2 separate regions of the Homo sapiens genome follow, and region 1 is linked to region 2. Evidence: chromatin loops called from intact Hi-C (ENCODE). Cell type or tissue: PC-3. All regions are shown on one strand.

Region 1 (2,500 bases), 200 kb after region 2:
GTTGAGGGTTTTTTTTTTTTTCTGATGTTTTAAGGTAGGATCTAAAATTTCAATTTTCCTCATTGAGTTCCAAGCTGCTTCTGAGAAGAAAGTCTATTAGGCAGCAGCAGAGTAACAAATACTCTATCAAAAATGAAAAGTAAAACTTTAGTAATGGAATCCTTTCCCTTATCATGATTAAATATGAACTACCACTAAATGGGAGACAAAGTGGAAACTGTGTTTCTATCGTGCGCTCAAGAAAAAATTTGAGTACTTTATAAACAATGGGGCCCATTACAAAGTACCATTTCAACGGATGATTTCCCTCAGATTCACCACACCATCCTCTTGAAATAAAAGATCTGTAGTTGTCATGCATTTTATAGCTATTTCATGGTGATTATTAAATGTCAGAATAAAGTCAGGCTAGATATTGTTTCAAAGCATATGGGAACAGCTTCTGGACAGGTGACACCAGAAATCAAGTTTAGAATGTACTGGAAAATAATTAGGTGTATCAGTCTCAACATTAGTAAAGAGAGAATTTGGCAACATTTTGACTAAATACAGTTTCCCAGAAGAGACAAGTTTGTAGATGAGTGTTATTTTCAAATAGCTCTCTGATCAAATGATTATCATTTCAATTACTAGTTGCTTCAGATCTTTTCCAAGAAATGGCATGACTATCTCTGGATGGCTTACAACACCCTCCAAACAAATAGTATATTAACCAAGAGAAAATACTATCCTTATGATGTCATTAATGAATAAACCCATCTTTTATGATTCAGTCTATAGGTTTTGTCCTCCCTTTTTCTCCCTCTCTCAAACAGATCTTTCATGAATACACACACACACATAAAAACAAATGCAGGAATTCACATAAACATGCATAAGCCATAAACCCAAGTTTGGCTTAATTGTGAAACCACCAGTATGTTTTACTGTGGATTCACAGAGAAACTGGCCCTGCAACATTGTCAAATGCCATAGAAGGAAATCTGATAAGGAGAGGAGGGGGAAACAGCAAGCCAACACCCCCCTCCCACCACAAGAAAACAAAAAGTAGCCAACATATATATAGAAAATGTCTCAGGAAACATTACTTTGTGCACACAATGGCATAAATCACATGTTCGCATTTACTATTCTGAGCAAGTGCTGACTAAAGTTCCTAATACTCACCATTCTTGGGCAAGTCTCTATGTCTAAGAAAAGAATTTCAATAAGCTCATCTCATGATTACATTAGCTCTCTGCAAACTGAGAATTAGCACTGGATAAATATTGCTGATTTACTCTAATACAACACAAAAGGAACACAAAGAAATACACTTTGTTATTCTATTAATGTACCTTGGCTTTTCAATTAACCCAGCTCTTAATCAATATTTATGTAAGCTGTGTTGAGCCACGTTCTAAGTCCTTATCCCCTTTCGTCATTGTTTTAAACTGCCTATTTCTGTAATTTGGATTTAGTTTCTACCATTGTCCAAAAACAGCTCATTTAATCATAAATCCTCTAAGTCAAGAGGAGCTCATCCAGTCAAGAAGTCACAAACCAGTCAGCCCATGTGCATGGCGGGCCCTTCCAAGTGTTCTAAAACTTGGGAAACTTTAGGCAAAAATACCCAGACCTCAATCTTCTCTCATAAAATAAAATAAAGGCCAAAAAATAAAAATAAAAAACAGTTGAAACTGATAGAAGCTGCCTTCTTCAGACAAGATGTAAAATCCCCACCACTCCCTATTGCATTGTATTCAGTCCAGTTTTCCCTTAACTATCTGGCCCCCGTGGGCACCAGACATTTAAACTTGTAACATTGATTTAGTTCACCTTTCTCATTTTACTGATGAGGACAGTGAGGTTCAGTGACATGTCCAAGAACCAACTGACGGCAGGACTTGAACAAAGATCCAGGTTTCCTATCTGCCAAGACAGCATCTTGGACTCTGCAGCCAGATTGCTTGGGTTCAAATTCCAGCCCCGGAATTTACTTGCTGTGGAACACTGAGCAACTTCTTCAGCCTCCTTGTACTTCAAAGTTTTTTTTTCTTTCTTTTTTTTTTTTTTTTGGGGAAGAAAAAAAGGGAAACCCAGGTTTTATAATAATTCTGTCTGCCTTGTCCAGCAGTAATTGCCAGGACTCAATGGGTTGATACAAATGAAGTAGCATGTCAGAATTAGCTATCATGATCATTGTTATTTCTTCTCTAAATTGGTGTTTTCCAAACCGTGGCATGCAGAGATGATTTTAGATGGTTCACAGGTAGACTTTTAATTTAATTAAATTAATTTATTTATTTGAGACGGAGTCTCACTCTGTAGCCCAGGCTGAAGTGCAGTGGCACGATCTCAGCTCCTGCAACCTCTGCCTCTCAGGTTCAAGCGATTCTCCTGCCTCAGCCTCCTTAGTAACTGGGATTACAGGTGCCTGCCATCACGCCTGGCTAATCTTTGTACTTTTAGTAGAGACAGGGTTTCACCATGTTGGCCAGGATGGTCTCGAACTCCTGAC
Region 2 (2,500 bases):
AGTCCTCCACAAATCTCTTCTCACTTCAGATACTAGCTGCAAGCTCCCAGTTTCCAGGCTACCCACACTTCTGATCAAATGGCTACAGATTTGGGGTTCCCACTATCCTCTTAGGCCTGATCATTCACTAGAATGACTTACAGAACTCAGCCAGGCGTGGTGGCTTACGCCTGTAATCCCAGCACTTTGGGAGGCCAAGGCAGGTGGATCATGAGGTCAGGAGATCAAGAACAGTCTGTCCAAGGTGGTGAAACCCCCTGTCTCCACTAAAAATGCAAAAATTAGCCAGGCATGGTGGCAGGCGCCTGTAATCCCAGCTACTCAGGAGGCTGGGGCAGGAGACTCGCTTGAACCTGCGGGGGCGGAGGTTGCAGCGAGCCGGGATTATGCCACTGCACTCCAGCCTGGGTGAAAGATTAAGACTCCATCTCAAAAACAAACAAACGAAAAGAATGACTTACTGAACTCATGAAAGTGTTTTACTTTTGATTACAATTGTATTATAAAGGATACAAACCAAGAACAACCAAATGAAGATGCATATGGGTGAGGTCAGGAAGCGCCTTATCCTCAGGACACATCACCTACCCAGCATATCAATGGGATGGAAAGTGCTTACTCAAGCTCCGTGTCCAGAGTTTTTATTGGGTTTCACTATATGGGCATGGATGATTGAATCACTGGTCATGTGACTGAACTCAATCTCCAGCCCTCCTTCTCTGCATAGAATATTACTATAAAGTTACAGTAATTATGGCAATGTGATATTGGTACAAGGCTAGATGTGAAGTGATAGAACATAATAGAGAGGTCATAAATAGACCCACTCATATATAGTCATTGGATTTATAGAAAAGGTACCCCTTTATTCAGTGGAGAAGGGTTGGCCTTTTTAATAAATGGTGCTGGAAGACATATTCATATATATTTTAAAGTTTCTTACTCATTATTCATGCCATGTGCAAAAATTGATGCAAAATGGATATAGAGCTAAAGCTAAAATTTTCTAGAAGAAAAATATGTGAATTCATGTTAATGATCTAGGAGTAGGCAAAGAATTTTTAAATAGGACACAAAAAGTATTAATCATAAAATGTTAATAAATTGGAATTGATTAAAATTAAGAACTTATGTTTATCAAAAGACTTCATCAAGAAAGTAAATATATGAATCCAGATTATATAAAGATTTTCTAAAAATATTAAGAAGACCCCCAAATTATACTGAAAAACTAGCAAAAGATTTGAACAGATAATTTACAAAAGAGGATATCCAAATGACTAATAAGCATACGGACAAGTACTCAACATTATTATTCTTCAAGAAAATGTAAACTAAAAACCCACTAAAATGCTTGTGTATATCCATTAGAATGACTAATATTATAAAAACTGGAAACACCATATGTTGTTGAGGATGTGAAACATCTAGAATGTTTAAACATTGATGGGAATGGAGATTATCACTTAATAAAACCATTTGGTAATAACCACTAAAGATAAATGTACATCTACCCGATGAACTAGAAATTCTACTCCTAAACATGTACCTAAAAGAACTAAGTAAATATGTCCACAAATAGTCATATAAAAGAATGTTTGGGCTGGGCACCGTGGCTCACACCTGTAATCCCAGGAATTTGGGAGGCCAAGGCGGGCAGATCACAAGGTCAGGAGATCGAGACCATCCTGACTAACACGGTGAAACCCCGTCTCCACTAAAAATACAAAAAAAAAAAAAAAAATTAGCCAGGCCAGGTGGCTGGCACCTGCAATCCCAGCTACTCAGGAGGCTGAGGCAGAAAAATGGCGTGAACCCGGGAGGTGGAGCTTGCAGTGAGCCAAGATCACAGCACTGCACTCCAGCCTGGGCGACAGAGCGAGACTCCGTCTCAAATAAATAAATAAATAAACAAAAACTTAGCCGGGCATGGTGGCTTGCCTGTAGTCCCAGCTACTCAGGAGGCTGAGGCAGGTGACTCTCTTGAACCCAGGAGGCAGAGGTTGCAGTGAGCCGAGATTGCACCACCGCACTCCAGCCTGGCGACAGAGCAAGATTCCTTCTCAAAAAAAAAAAAAAAAAAAAAAAAGAATATTTAGGCGAGGTATGGTAGCCCACGCCTGTAATCCCAGTGCTTTGAAATGCTGAGGGGGGAGAATCACATGAGGCTAGGAGTTTGCAACCAATGTGGGCAACAAAGAGAGAACCTCTCTCTACAAAAAAGTAATTTAAAAAATTGGCTGGCATGGTGGCTCACATCTGTAGCCCTAACTACTTGAGAGGCTGAGGTGGAAGGATGGCTTGAACCCAGGAGTCTGAGACTACGGAGCCATGATCATACCACTGCACTCCAGCCTGGATGACAGAGCAAGAACCTGTCTCTTTAAAAAAAAAAAAATGTTTGTAGCACTTTATTCATATTCATCATGGCCTAAACCTAGAAATCACCCAACGTCTATCAAGAGGTGAATGGATAAATCTTGTGTGGTCAATTTCCATA

The links. Hi-C counts contacts between places; a loop is a spot of excess contacts. Peaks named below come from ENCODE experiments on the same cell type or tissue, not always from the same donor. Only the 100,000 strongest peaks of a DNase experiment are listed, where the experiment ranks them.
Region 1: it touches region 2 in a loop (2.1-fold over the local background); 1 of 110 quality-filtered maps calls a loop at or near these places.

What each region holds. Positions count from the first base shown.
Region 1 is chr10:61,936,405-61,938,904 of GRCh38, reverse strand. All of the region lies in intron 2 of ARID5B (AT-rich interaction domain 5B), which reads right to left. Among named protein-coding and RNA genes, the nearest start is that of ARID5B, 36 kb to the right of the region's middle. In PC-3, no CTCF peak of the experiment used is centred here; a DNase peak (open chromatin) is centred at 964; H3K4me3 peaks cover 1,619 bases; H3K27ac peaks cover 2,177 bases.
Region 2 is chr10:62,136,075-62,138,574 of GRCh38, reverse strand. No RefSeq gene overlaps it. Among named protein-coding and RNA genes, the nearest start is that of LINC02621, 120 kb to the left of the region's middle. In PC-3, no CTCF peak of the experiment used is centred here; a DNase peak (open chromatin) is centred at 1,504; H3K27ac peaks cover 1,896 bases.